Linked DNA regions of Homo sapiens: region 2 is linked to region 1. Evidence: chromatin loops called from intact Hi-C (ENCODE). Cell type or tissue: A673. All regions are shown on one strand.

Region 1 (8,000 bases):
TATTCAAAAGACCATTAGGAAGTCCTGAATGTATACTGTGTCCTACCCTGAAGAGGGCACAGTTTATTAAAACTATTATCATATATATCTAAACAAACTCTTTTACATAAAAAAGGTAAGTAAAAATATTATGTGGATTAAGGGATAGAGGGTTGAAAGGACTATTTCAACGGCTTTTAACAAACTCAGCAGATTCAAAACTTGAATTCAGGTCTCAACTTATCTTTCAAGAGGAAAATGCTGAAAGTGTACAGCGAGTGTAACTTCGGGTTTCTGTATAATATTTAATGAGATAAATGCCTCCCTCCCTGTAGTGTGGGTTACTCAGCATTTGCCTTGCATTTTTATTCTCCAGCTTATTCTCTTCTGTGTCCAGAAGGCTGATTTCCATAGGGGGCATCAACTGCATTCCCTCCCCAGTTTCAATTTTGCTAGTAAAAAGCATCAGAGGGAGATCAGAGGATGAAAAGTAGAAAGATTAGAGCATTTATTCCTCCCACCCCACCCCAGCTTGAGTTCAGGTCTGACAGTGTCTGCAGCACTGGCACTATGGCCCTGAGGGCCACCTTTTTCCATGTCCAGCTCTTAACTAAGCTCCAGTAACACCAATGCCTCCATTTGTTCCACCAGGCCTAGGAGTGGCAAAGGCTCTTCACCCTTGCTAGTCCCTAGGTGTCTACATATCCCTTGTAGGTTGTTACCTCTTACCACGCCTTGGTAAACACTCCCCTCATTAAGAAGCTTCTTTGAAAAATTCCAACTAACTGAGCATGCCATGTGTTTTAGGCTGGGGTCCTGACACATACAAATTTGTGTATCTAATTTTAAAAGCTTATTTCACCTCCTGCTCTTGCATGCAATTATAGCGCATAATCTTGTGGTTAGAGATAAGCAAACACGCTGAAACTAAAATGCAAATGCACCCTGGAATACTGTAACTTAAAAGCTGCCACCAAAATAATTCTACAGCAGACAAGTCCATCCTGCACTTAGGAGATGAGTCTACGTATGCACACAGGTGCTTTTCTTAGCAAGAACTTCTTCTTATGTGGGTAACTCTAGGCCTTCTCTCTGGTGTGGAGTCTCTGTCTTGTTTGGTGGTCCTGATCGTTTCACTTATCATACCTCCTGCTGAACCTTTCCAGGCAAGGCAGTGATTCAGGAAAGACCGCTGACAGTGTAGAAAGTACACGGTTTTGTTTCTGCTGGCCAGCTAGCGGGGAATCCTGGTATTCAGAAGGGGAATCAATTCTTTCTTTTTGATTTAGGGATATGTTTGGCAGTTATTAATTAACATGTGTGAGAGATCCTGAGAATTTCAAACATTTATTTTTTAAAGGAGTCTAAGTTTAAACTTAACTTCATTATATAAAACTTCCTTCTCCTTCCTCAACCTCACTTCTTTGAATTATTTTACTTTAGAAATGGCAAGTTTTCTCAAAGATTAATGCAAAGCTCATGTCAAAATAGAGCTCTCTCTCTCTCAATTTTATTTCTACTATTTTAACTATTTCATCTATTTATTTATTTTTTTATAGTTTTCGTGGTCCATTAGTTCCATGATTTAATTTACTATTTTACTTTAAAAGATTTTCCCTTGCCAGTCAAGTAGTATTCCATAGAATACATGAGAGAATACATTTTTGAAGAAAACTGGTAAACAACCAATTAAAACTCTTTATGGATTTTCTTCCACATATAAATTACTATTCTATACATGAAATAATAAAAATAAGCTTTGGAATGAAAGTATATAAAAATGTCAATAGAAATTCTAAGTATGGGGTAATCAGCCTTGAGGTAATTGATAGTTGCCTATACTTACATGATTTGTAATCTGTCAATCATTTATTCAACAAATATTTTCCACAGCTCCTATACACAAAGCATTTTAAGGGTAGTATTAAAAACAAAGTACTTTCCCTTCCCTAAAAATCTTTATAATTTATTTCAGAAGAAGAGAAAGGTACTTTTTTTTTGGCAGACGGGGACAGAGTCTCTCTGTGTTGTCTAGGCTGGAGTGCAGTGGTACAACCTCAGCTCACTGCAACCTCTGCCTCCCAGGTTCAAGCAATTCTCCTGCCTCAGCCTCCTGAGTAGCTCGCACTACAGGTGCCCACCACTACGCCTGGCTAATTTTTGTATTTTTAGTAGAGACGGGGTTTCACCGTATTTGCCAGGCTGGTCTCGAACTCCTGACCTCAGGTGATCTGCCTGACTCAGCTTCCCAAAATGCTGGGATTACAGGTATGAGCCACCTTGCCCAGCCTCGAAGAAAGGTACTTTTTAAGGAAGTGCAACGATAGTGGCAAATAAGAGTTCCAAGCAGAATGAAGCCTCTTCCTGGTAGTGGGAACTGGGGCTTCTGGTCTCAGCCATTGATCAATTATCACTGACAGGAACCATGAGACCTGTGCAAATGAATGACTGTGTACAGTTCTAGTCATTGATCTGATCCTCAAAAAAAGATGTGATAAATGTGGATTAATTGAATAAGGGATTGTGTGTGTGTATGAGTATGTGTGTGTGGAAGGGAGTGTAAAGTATGCAACTACTTTGCTATTTGAAGATAGATTAAAATCACCTCCATCTCTTCCTTCAGCATAGAAAGACAAAACGTGGGAGAAGTGTGAATGCAAGTCTATTCACCAGTTTCTAGGATTTGCTCTCCGGGTTTGGTGGGTTAGGATGGGGATCAAAATTTCAAAGAAATATTGCACAGCCAAGAAAATAAAAGTCTAGTATACCTATTCAGTTGCTAGGCAGTTACTAATAGGTTGTTGATAATTCAACTACTGGTACGCTTAGGTAGGCTGAAATGCAATTAATTTGAAGAATTACGCAGAAAAAATCCTGGATGAGAGACCTAGAAGTGATTAAGGAAATAAGAGTGGCTCAGGCACTTCTCTAACCATTCATCAACTGTGTAATGGAACACAAGCAATGCTTTTCCTCAACCTTTAACAGAGTGGACTGCTGGGAAGATGCATTATGACACAGATCCAGGAAAGCATCATCTCTGAGTCTTTCTGCCTCTTTGTGTTGGTTGGGAGAGGCTAAAAGAGGTTTCTGAAGAGGAATGACCAGTGTTAGAAGAAGTGTAGCATGTGTGCTACCATTTCAGGGCATTATAGCAGAGAACTCAGAAAGGCCAGAATCTTGTACCAAACTGTAACCACCTCTTTTCCAGGTGAGACAGCCAGCAAAGAAAGACACATGAAGCAAATGGAGCCACACGTGATGATCATACTGATCTCTGCTAAATCAAGCTACAGCACACAGGAGTCCCAAAGCTTGCTGGGCCTTCTCTCACCTGCATGTTCACTCTTATTAAATTATGATGAGCCCTCTGACAAACTGTCATATTTGAAGGACCTTTTACCAGAGAAGAGGAGGGGGAGGAAGAGAGAAATCAAAAAAGATAAGCAAAAGGGCTGGGCTTGCTGTGTGATCACAGATAAAATACCAAACAGTTAAATAATGCTGGAGGGTGACCTCTTATGTGACCCAATCAGAGATTTGACATTTATCTCCTGAATGTGACATCCCATCTCATCAAGGATTTGGGACAGTGGGGATGAGGAGACACGTTCTCTCTCCCTTTCCTTGCTCAGCCTTGTTCTCTCTGTTTACTCTTTGGGCTTCAGTGCACTTTTGTGGCCAAGCCCAGTTTGTGGCCTGCCCCTTGCATGGCCATCTCTGCAGTATCAGTGAAAACTCAACAGCCCCTCTGTGTGGCCACACTTTTTTTCTTTTCTAAAAACAATGAGATACTTATATCCACCCCATGCAAATTCCTCCAGGATATTGCTCTTGAGTCATCCTTGAGAAATTTCCGTCTTGAAACATGTCTATCTCCATGTTGGGAAATTTAATTAGTACTCCTATTGTAGGGATTAGGGAAAGCACAACTACACTTTTCATCAGCTTCAATGATTTCACCAAAGGGCATTTATTTACTTAGTTATACCAGCTGTTTGTTCACCAGATACCGTCTCCTTTGACCCTATGTGCACACAAACCCACGCACAGCGGATGTTGACTATGAGAACTGATAATATCACACCCATTTTAGATACATCATTGAGGCAAAAAGGGACATTTATGGGAGATATTTTTCTTTTTGTTGTGGAAATTCTGACAATCTCATTTTATTTTCTCATTCAAATTATTAAATGATTCTCTCTCTCTCTCTCTCTGCTTACATAGGGGTCATCATTTGTTCTTTTAATCCATTTCAAGAGCATGTCCCCTTTTGCCGTATTCAGGGATGATTGCCCCCTACCTGAACCCCATCTTGCTCCAACAAACAAGTCATATAATCAGAGATCGCACTCTTAGTCAAAAGTCTGACCAGTTAAAGAATTAATTGCCTGCGCCAGGGAGTATGGAAAGCAAAAAAGAAACTCTGTTATGATTTCTATAGATGGAAGGAGAAATGCACTATTTGAATGATAGAGTTTAATTGTCATTATCTAGAAAAGATACTTCATTTAAACTTCTCCTTTACTTAAAATAAACACCTCAATGCTCACATTCCTGCCTGGAACATTTTTAGCAATAACTGCTGGTTGTCAATGACAACAATCATATTTAATTGTTCATCCTGACATGCTCCAGCACTCTATTAAGCACAGATTACTATAGATTGAATAAATGAATAGCAAAGATGCTGGCCAAGAGCTCTGAACGTATCAGTGGAAATAATGAATTGCATCATCCTTCCATGAAAATGCAGGAAGGGCCAACACAGGTCAAGAGCTTGTTAGAGTTTCAGGTTGTCCATTTTGACTGAATTAAAAAGAAAGCAAGTTTATTATGGATTATACATGTAAGCAGGGAGAGGATGAAGGTCAAATTTCTTGATTAGGTATTATTTAGCTATTTTACCATATCTCAAAGTTATAATTCAGAAATGAAATGAAGTGTATCTTGTTTCTTATATGAATTTTTAAAAGGTACACAGTAGATAGTCTTACTGAATTTTAGTTTAATTGCACTTTCATCTCAATATTATTATTTTATCAAGCCAGATAAGTAAATAATATCCTTTCATCAGGTATCAGAGCACAGTTGTAATATAAATGGGATTAGCATAATGAATGCCTTTGGAGAAAATTATAAAATGTCCTTTCATGCACATACAGTTTTATAAACATGACTTTCCTTTGTTTTAATTCAATCTCTGATGGAAATGCACAAATTTTAAAATTCTGGGAAGAACAAACTTATCTGATCATTTTTAAGTAATTGATAGATCACAGTAGAATTATGTTTTTCTTTTAAGTGATGAGGATAGAAAATTTGAGTTGTTTAATTAGACATGTGACTGAACCCAGACGTAAGGGGATCACTTTGGTGCCCTGGAAAGTACTTTGTACTGAATGGGGAAGTCCAGATATCATATTCTGGTGTTGGGCTAAATACTAATTACAAAACCATCAGACAAAATTATTGTTATTATTATTTTGCAGCAAGTGACTGTTAACATTGAATGTGTGTTATCAACTTAAAAGTCTATTCTTTCTTGAAAATATGTGTCATAAATATTTTCTCCTCAAAGAATAAACACACCTTTTATAAATGAGTTGATTTATTACTGAACTATCTATTTATGACAGCATGCTTCTTCCATTTATCCAATAATTATTTGGTTAACAATCACATTTCATAGGCTTAATGTTTTATAATTGTTTTGGTAAACCTCCTGAATATCTCTATGTGTACAGAAAGCAGGGAATGGGCATTTTAAGGGGCTGAGATTTGCAAACTGTCCTTTAGAAAATTTGTAACAATGTACCCAGCCCAATAATAAACAAGAATGTCTTTCCATTGACTATACCAAATTTCTACTTTCCTTTAAAGTTTGGCAAAATTATAAGAAATATTAAATTATTATTATTTATTTATCATTTGTTGTACTGATAAATAACCAATCCATCCAATAACAAATAATTTATCCAAATTATAAAATATTAATTATTATTTATCATTTATTAATAAATTATTTATTCAATAATAAATAACTCATCCATGTTATATATCATGTGTTATTTATTTTAATAATGAATAATAAATAATATTTAGTATTTATTATTTGATTATTTAATTTTTAAATAAATGAGTTTGCATTTTTAAATATATTTATTGACAATTTGTCAAGTTCTCTTGCTAATTTCCTTGCCTTCTTATTCCTAGTTAGACTTGCATGCTATTTGTGTTGCAAATATTTCTCAGTTGGTCAATTTTCCTTTCTTTTTATTATAGTCAATGCAAACTTACTACAAAAGTAGTAATTTTAAGGTTTCTCTGGCACCAGAATAAATGCATGCTAACCAATAATAAATGATACAGTATAATTTTAAAGTCCACACATTGTGTGGGAGCCAAATGGAACACTGTCTTCACAATGTGGGGCACAGTCTTTGTGAGGACAACTCCTCTATGCCCAGCTTCAATTATGTAGATTTTTGAGAGTGTCAGAAGTCTGAAGTAGGATCAGTGGATAGGATTCTATGGTCTTATTATTATTTTAATTATCTGGTGTTCCAAAAAGTGTTTCCTGAAAGTTAAACAATGAGAGTTGGTTTCCTTCCACTTTACTAAGTGGTGTTTTATTTTTTCCTTCTTAGACTATATGTATGATCTGTAATTATGCATGAGGTCAAATTGATGAGGGCTAGCCAAATATGCTAAAATGTCAGTCTGAGAATTTTAAGTGTAACTCTAGCAGAAAATAAGAGCAAACTTGTCCTACTAATACTGACTACCCTGGAGGACACCTGTACTTTAATGTCTAATGAATTGTTTTTCATTGAGTCAATTTTTTTTACATCAATGTTCATTGAATATTTATTCTGCATCAAACCCTGTATTCAGCCCTGGTTGGTTAAAGATTATCTATTTACTTATCTTCTATGTATCTATCTATCTATCTATTATCTATCTGTCTGTCTATCTATCTATCTATCTATCTATCTATCTATCTATCATCTATCTATTCACCTATCATCTATCTATCCATTTATCTATAACCATCTATCTATCTATATCTGTCTATGTCTATCCATCTGTCATCTATCTATCTATCATCTATCTATTGTCTCTATTCATTATTCATCTATCTACCCTATCTATCTATCTATTAGCTACATATTTAGCTAGCTGGCATCTATCTATATGTCTCTATCATCTATCTTGATATAGATATACAGATAGAGATACAGTTTTTTCCTCAGGAAAGTCAGTGTTAAATAAGGCTCTCAACTGAGCATAAGGATGAGGACAGGTAAACGATAGGGGAATCTAATTCAAATGAGTAGTTCAGGGAAGGCTTCTTCAGGAAGGGGATCATTAACACTAAAACTTGAAGGGCACATGCACTTATGTGTTATGTGGATAAATTACCAGGGGAAGTACTGGAGAGAACTAGAGAGAAAGAAGCAAGATTCAACATGGTTTTTTAAAAAAGCGTGATGTTAAAAAAAAAAATTTACAGGAAATTACCCTAAGTCAGTCAGTGTTTCTTAAGGCTGAGCATTAAGAGAAATAATTCTTGGGGATGTTAAAAGCTCAGATGTGTGGGAACTATCTTAGGCCTGTTGAAAAGAAACTTAATGAGGCCACAACAGGTCTGAAGCAGTGGCAATCTTGAAAAAAAACACAGAAAAAGACAGAGACTGAAGACCAATGCAAGCAATTCTAATTCCAGACCCAAAGAAATGAGATAATAATTATAATTTCTAAATAAAGTCAACTTTCTACTAATGTACAGAAAGAGAAACCCAGGGCAATATTTAAAGTGAAGAAATGAAAAAAAGATAACATATCTGTAAAACTGTGCATCTATAACTTAATTTTGTAAGAATAAATACTGCTTTTACTAGTAACTTAAAGAAAAAGGTTGTGATTTAGACAAATAATAAGGAAGAAGTAAATTGAATTCAGTTAGTGACCGATTAGAAATATCAAGTTTCTTGACTCAAACACCCTATTTATTT
Region 2 (8,000 bases), 230 kb before region 1:
ACAGTCTAGTTGGCAAGAGAATCCAGTGGGCTTTCTCTTAGACCTTCTTGCTTATGTAAGTGTAGAGGGAATGCTTCCTCTCTGCCCATTGAAGTTTCACTAAAATGACTAACAATAGACAGATTAATAGGGGAAAACGTCACAACAAATTTATTAATGTGCATATACACTTGGGAGTCCCACAGAAAGGAGACTCAAAGAGGGGCTAGATGGTTGAGGCTTAAATGTGAGGTCTGTAGGCCATATTTAGAGGGGTTTAAATAATATGGGGGGCAAATGATTGAGCTCAAAGAACGATGGCTTGGAACAAAGTTTCTCTGAGCTCTGGGGGATCTCGTGGAAGGTAAGAACTTCACTGTGAACAAAGCTTGTCTTATTATGCAAATGAAGTCTTTCAGGTAATCTCTCAGAGCTGCCCTCAGAAAAACAGACAAAAAATCTGTCTGGGTATGGTGATGATTTTTAGCCTCTTCTCTTCTCTGGTGATAAATCTTCCCTTGTTATTTGATGAGATTCCTAGGCAGTGGGGCAAAGGCAATTGCATTTCTTTGGGGACAAATTTTCCTTTATCAGATTAGGGAATTCCAGAGACAGTCCCTCCGTGTGCTTGGGGGTTGGGCGGTGGGTGAGAAACAAGAGAAGGTTAGAAAATTTTTGGTTCTGAGGCAGCTTCTAAGGCCTCCCAATTTCTTTTAATTTAAAGTGCTTATCATGCCAAATTTCCATATTTTGAAGTATCCTTCTCCGCTGATTCCAATAGTTGAATCAAATCTTCCTAAAACAATGCCATTTCCCTCATTCTCTCCCCTTTTCTTGCAGTGTTGTAATGCTCTGCTAAGATGGTTTCTCTATTGATGTAAGAGTAAATAGCAATTCCTCAGGACCTTTTTCTTAAGAAGTACAAACTCTTTTATTCTTCAAATCAAATCTTTGTTATAAATAATTTAGAGTTTTGTAAATGAGAAAAGATAATTTTTTCAGTGTCTAAACATGGAGTCTTATTTTCCCACATATCAGTTTCCCGACAGCTAACCTGTTGGAAGCACTAACTGTTGAGTGGTTTGCATTCAGTAATGTGACCAGAAGTAACGACTCAAACTCAATAGAGGCCAGAAATGATCAGAGGTTATGATTCCTTGGCAACTGCTTGATGTTCAATATTAAACTGCTTTAGAAAACCTCTCTCTTACTCTTGTGGCAAGATACCACAAGGCATTAAAAAAAATAAAATATAATGAAACAAAAATATCCCCCCTTCGTCATACCTGCTGCCCTGCTACCTGCTCTAAGCGGAAGTCACAATGAAAGGGATTTAAATGAGCTGAGAGACCTCACTGAGCTCCCCTGGGTCAGAGGTGGGTGCATTTTCACACCTACAGGAGCTTGCTTTGCTAATGTACCTGTTCCATAAATTACTCTGGAGGAAATCACTTCATTATTCATGACTTGAACATTCCTGTTGCAAAATGGTGATCTATGTCATGTACTGTTGCATTACCAATTCAATTATTCTTTTGTCATGCAAACTCTCTGAGCTGTGACAAGGGGTGGGGCAGGCTCTTCACAGCTGGCAATCTGTAATGCTGCCTAGGAGTAGATTTCTTCTGGGTGCATTGAGCTGGAGAATTTATGAAAGGACTCTCAGGGGAGATGTCTGCCAATGATGGCAAATTGATGACTATTATCTAAACATTTAGCAGCCCTTCTTCAGTTATAATATGGCCATCTTTAACTTGCCTCCATTAACTGATAGCATTTCATGCTTTTTGAAATGAGTTTGGAGTTACGGGAGAGAACAAAGACTGACTCACAGAATCTACCACAATAATCATTTTCTTTTCATTTTCCATTATCTTAGCATTCTGAATCCAACTTTGCATGAAGAGATACTCCAATGCTTCTGAAGACACCTTTTTTAATTTTGGTAATATAAAGATGGCTTTTAAGGTTATTATCAGCCTGATGGCAAAACAAACATGTGACAAGAGTTAACTTCAGTCACTCCGGTGGTTTGAGCCTTATGGTCCAAGGATTCATTTTGTATAATGGCATGGTACGTCATCTGCTTTGTCTTCTGGACTGATTGAAATGTCAGATGTGTTGGTGGAGTGGACAAAGCCAGTGGAATATATTTTTAATTTTAAGCACAATAGTGCCCTACATACCTGTGAATCAGAGTTATCAAAATTTACTGATGCCTTCATATTAACAGAGAAATAGAACGCTGGATTAGGAACCTCATGACCTGGAAGTGAGGGGGTGGCGGTTAGTGTGATTTATATTCTTTTGCTCTCATGTTTTTCTGCACCCCTCCCCCACTGCTGCCCCTCAGTTTTCTCTTGGGAACTTCACCAGAAGCAGGTTGAGAAGGAGTAAGTCAATCCAGTTCTACAATGAACTTATTTTCAACTGGAAGTTGGGTGGAAATTTTTAACATTAATCACTTTCATCTTTGTGGGAAGTTACATTTAATCCTCAAAATTATCCCATGATATTTCAGTTTTGCTGTTGAGAAGACAGATTTTCAGAGAAATCAATGACTTGCTCAAGATCAACAAATGTGATCTATTTCCAAAACTCTCATCCTCTGTGTACACTCATATAACGCTGAGTACTGTAAATAGATGGACTTTCAAATAAGTGTAAGAGAAGGTCTTTTAAATTTAATACTTGGAACTATTAAACTAAATACTGATTAGTCTATGATTAATGAAGGGGTAGACCCAGTTTTTGTGAGATCTGAAACTTGTTCAAATTTGGGAGCTCCTTTTAACAAAAATAATACCAAAATGATAAACTCAACATTAAATTCAAAGCCTTGAGAAGAGCTCATCAAGTGAGGTGCAATGAAGATTAAGCTGATTAACCGCATGAAAAATCCACCTCTGAAGAAATGTTAAGAAAGAAGATAAAAGTATTTCCAAGTGTATTTCCTGTAGCCCAGGGTTCCTTCACGTAAATCATTGCAGCTGCAGGTTGATGCATCTGTGTGGTTTCGGTCAAGCAGTCAGTTACTCCACAGCCAATCAATGCCGCTTTCTTATGGGTGAACTTAGCTGCATGTCATTGGCGATGTGGAAAGAAGGTACCTGCCTTCAGAAGGAGCCAGTAGTTCTTGCAGAAGGGACCAATGTTCTCAATAGAGGGATTTAAACTTTTTTGAAAGAGTTAATCATCTCTTTACAAACGTATACAGCATTTTAAGATCATATTTCAAAGTAGCTCCAGTTCCTGAAGTTTCATGTATTTTAAAGCAAAACAAACAACAGCAACCAAAACTAATTTCGAATTATTCCAAAACTTCTCCTCTTGGTTAAGATAAGCCCTTTAGATCATGATACAGCTATATGTTTGTGTGCGTGTGTTTGTGTGGGGATGTGTGCGATTGTGTGTGTATACATATATGTATACACACATATATATGGATTTGTATTTATATATATAGACCCACATAAAATATATTCTAGGCACTGAAATCTAATAACTTTGAATCTATTTTACTCTAATTTGTTTAAAAATTCTAGTTTTTTCAAATTTCTGGCTTAGAATAAACAACATTTTAGGAGAGCTTTAATGGTCTTTAAAAAATCAGTTTCCCTTTCTATTGATTGCTCATTGCAGAAGCATTTTACATGATCTCCACATGACCTACTAACTATCAAGGTCAGTAAACTGGTGGCTTGAGGCTTTCTCTGCCTAATAACCATTTTTTTCTTCTATCTCCCAATTTCAAACTCTCCTTTGACTTATTGTTTTCTTAGGGAGGGCATATTCTAAGCCTTGTCTCTATAAAATGAAAGTCTTAGTCTTTTCTTTAACTGAGACTTCACTAATCAGGAGGATAAATTTTGGACAGAAGAGGGTATTCCTGCATGTAGCATGTGGCATACATTTCTACAGCATGTGAAGTTTTTTCTTCTTTATCTGCCTGTGCATGAGAATGACCAGGTTGATCATGCTCATTTTATTTGGAAGACAAAGGAGCAAGGGATTGGTACAACCTTCGAGTGCACTCCCCCTGCAGGTCAACTAGTAGTAACTACCAAATACATGCAACTGCAGTAGGTAGGTACTACGCCACGTACATTACCTATAAATCCATAACGAATCTCAAAGGTAGGAATCATAACTCCCCATTTGACTGAAGCATATTTGACTCTTAATGTTAAGTGCAATATTCCATGGGCCCTCTCCAAGGAATACTTCAGAGTTGAAGCCAGGTCTATTCTGTAACTTTGTCTTAGAATCAGAGCTAAAATGATCAACTTTTCCCATAGAAGTAGAGAGTAGAATAGTGGTAACCAGAGGCTGGAAAAGATAGTGAGGAGGGGTGAATATGAGAGAGGAGAAAGGAAGAAACAGGTCAGGCAGGCAGGTAAGGTGGGTCCTTGGTTGAATTCTTTCAAACAAAAGAAAAGCCTGCAGGCACAGATAAGGGAGCTTGCAGAGGGGGTCTTGCCTAAGACATGGCCACAGTTGCACAGATAAGAGAGGTTACACAGGTGGCTTGCCCAGACATGCCCGCAATGGAAAATTCCATCCCCTGACACATATGCAGTATAAGAGTATAAGGAATAAAGCAATATGCAGTAACTCAAGCTAATGGCCCCCATGTGTATTAAGAGGACAGGGTGGAGCTATCAGAAGTTCACATCTTATGCAAATGAGATGTCCAGGCCTCATCAGTTTCTTATAAAAGCCTTTGCATTGAACAGTAAAAATGGTAACCCTCTTCTGGGTCCCCTCTTAACAGCAGAAAACTTTCTTTTTTTCCTTGTTAAACTTTTACTCCAACCTCGCCCTTGGTGTTTGTGCTCCTTAACTTTCTTGGTCATGAGACAAAGAACTCTGGGTCTAACTCAGGCAATGAGAGACTGCTACATTGTGGAGCATTGGCGAGACTGTAACAATAGGGAGGGGTTGGTTAATGTGTATAAAATTACAGTTAGATAGGAGGAATAGGTTCCTTCTATAGCACAATAGGACGACCATTGTTAACAATAATGTATTATATATTTCAAAATAGCTAGAGGAGAGGATTTTTAATGTCCTAACACAAAGAAATGATAAATGTTTCAGGAGATGGATATCCCAATTACCCTGATTTAATCATTACACAGCATATACATATATCTAAATATCACATGTGCTCCATAAATATGTACAATTATTATATATCAATTAAAAATTAAAACATAGGATTGTCAACCATGTACAGGAGAGAGTCTACTTTGTCCTTCTCTGACTACAGGCCGGAGATAAAAATCTGTTCCATGCTTAAACTAATACAACGTTTTCAAGAAAACTAAGTGAATAACTGTAAAACAAAAGCTTATTAAATTGAACCCACAACAATTAAATGTATCCTTTTAATTTATTTCTTCCTTCATATATATGCCTTGAATTTGAGGCAATTGGCAAAAATCTGCAACTATATTATCTCTTGTAAGCCTTTCACTTTTACTTTTATTTATCTTTTGGTTAGCTTATAAGTCACTCTATGTGCCATCAGTGGCTTCGGTTTTGTTTTTAGGTTTGTTAGAAACACAGGGCATTATATTACAGTGAAAAATGTTTAGGTCTTTTAAAGGCTCCAAGTCCAAAACCTGAAATAAAGAGAGAACATTATTAAAGATATTAGAGTCTTAGCACTTTGGAGTTGTATCTGCAGGAGGTGAGTGTGGTCTCTCTATTCCTTGTGTCTCCATGCAGTACACCTTGGCAGTATGAAGAAAGTCAGCAGGGGCAGGCTGTCGTCTGGAAAATGGGTCAGTGGTCAGCCCAGGCAGCTGAGTCTAACAACTATTTATTTTGTCAACAAGTGACAGTCACTTCCACATAGACTTCCATGTACATGAAATATTATTTGAGATTATAATTCAGGGATACTTTAATGGCCAAAATATGAATAAAAATGAGATTATCTCAAAATTCATCTCAAGGTGTTATTTAAAACTTGTGAAAGAGTTGAAATAAAAGTTCTTTTTTTTCTAATGTGGAAAAAAACCTCTTCATATGCAGAAGCTATTTAAATGAGCAGGTTAATTGGATTTTGAAAAATAGCATTTCTCCAATAAAAAATAATTCACTTAATTTTAAACACATGGAACATTTGTAATAATAACATGAATGGTTTAGGAGATTAAAGAGGAACAAAGAGAAGATAAAGAGACAAAGCTGATGTATGAAGAAAAATAAAGAAACCTGAAGATTAAAAAGTCTTAGGGATATTTGAATCAGTGCAGTGATAAAGCCATTGAAGGAAGACAAATGATGGATAAATTATTACATTTTAACATCCCAAGTTAGAAAAAGTCAAAAGATGACAATGAATGCACATAAGCTATAGAGCAAAATATATGAGGAGTTTTGTTTTATATATTAATGAAACAATAGTTTACTGAATGCTTATGAGCTACCGAGTGCTCTGCTAAGCACTGACAATGTTAAAATAGAATTCCCAGTCTAGAATCTCATGAAGTTTATCATCTAGTGAAGAGACAGATACACAAATAAGCTACTCAAGTACAATAAATAAAATTCTTAAACATATTTAAAGATTGTATCTAAAATTCAATAGGGACATAATCCTAGTTATCAATATGACCAACTTTATAATTTAGCCCTTCTGATAAACTGTTGGGAGACAAATTCTCATTGGATTTCTTGTGTTTCTGACCCAAAGGCATGTTTTCATAGTCAATAGCATTGGAAGCTACAGATAATGTATCCTTCTGGAGAGATGTGGCAACTTTTTCTCCCTGGAGAAGTCCCAGGGTAGTAAAGATAAAGCCCTCTTCTCCCTCTCTCTAGAGACATTTTCTTACAGTTCAGGGTTAGGAGTCAAGGGATGCCTTTTTCTTCTCTAGAGGAGAATTACTGGCATTTTGGGATATTTTGAAATCTTTCTCTCCAGAGGGTAGAATGGGCAGATATTCAAGCAGAACCCACATCACTCAGTCTCCTAACTTGGTGGTTCTTCTCCTGGGTTATATGCACCCCTTTGTGTGCAGCTAACATCCTGCCCTCATTGTGTCATCCTGTGGGCATGAGGACTGGGGAACCTGGGCAAGATGCCACTCTGGCTGCTGTTTCTTGTATGAAAACAAACATGGGCTTCTGTGCTTCTCTGACCCAGGAATCTTGAGGTCTCACACACGTGCCCATGTGCGTGTCAGTATATGTTTATATATGTATATAGATGTTTATATTTGTATCACCAGCCAATCATATTTCAGCTTTACTCATTGTTAAGAGAAGCTAATTGTTATGAGTTAAATTGTGTCTTCCCTGAAATCATAGGCTGAAGTTTTAACCTGCAGTTTCTTAGAATGGGACCCTGTTCGTAAACAGTTATTGCAAATGTAATTAGTTAAGATGAGGTCATTAGGATGTGCTCTAATCCACCATGACTGGTGTTCTTATACAAAGGGGGAAATTTAGACATGGAGACACACAGGCAGGAAAACCATAAGAAGATGGAGACAGACATCAGAGTGCTATGCCTGCAAACCAAGTAATTCCACAGATTGCCAGCAAACCACCAGAACCATCCCCAGTAGAGACACATGAAACAGATCTTCCCTCACAGCCTTCCAAAGGAACCCACCTTAGCCCCTGGAAATGTGAGAACTGTGAGAAAATACATTTCTGTTGTTTAAGCCACCTAGCTTGTGGAACTTTCTATGGCAGTCCCATTTATCAATACCTATTTGACACCATTGTTTTGAGCATATGGAACTCATGTTTTCAAAGGGGGCAATGTGCTCCACTCACTAAATCACTAAAGCGCCTCCTCCCGCCACCAAATGGTGGGCACATCTCATTACATCTGCCTGTGTTCTCGCTGCTCAAAGACTGGAAGTCTTACCCTGTCAGGAGGCTGACTGTCAATACTTGGCTGAATATATGGCAGGTGTCTGGTTGAAAGAAGCCTTAGGGACACTGTTACGCTATTCTTCATGTAATGCAGGTCCTACAGGGTCTGGACTGTATTATCT

What was found. Hi-C counts contacts between places; a loop is a spot of excess contacts. Peaks named below come from ENCODE experiments on the same cell type or tissue, not always from the same donor. Only the 100,000 strongest peaks of a DNase experiment are listed, where the experiment ranks them.
Region 2: it touches region 1 in a loop (4-fold over the local background); 2 of 110 quality-filtered maps call a loop at or near these places.

The regions. Positions count from the first base shown.
Region 1 is chr2:122,744,925-122,752,924 of GRCh38, forward strand. No RefSeq gene overlaps it. Among named protein-coding and RNA genes, the nearest start is that of LINC01826, 320 kb to the right of the region's middle. In A673, a CTCF peak has its summit at 3,719; a DNase peak (open chromatin) is centred at 3,857; H3K27ac peaks cover 3,022 bases.
Region 2 is chr2:122,515,530-122,523,529 of GRCh38, forward strand. No RefSeq gene overlaps it. Among named protein-coding and RNA genes, the nearest start is that of LINC01826, 550 kb to the right of the region's middle. RefSeq lists enhancers at 920-1,846, 4,255-4,755. In A673, a CTCF peak has its summit at 4,028 (motif pointing left); a DNase peak (open chromatin) is centred at 1,542; H3K27ac peaks cover 1,957 bases.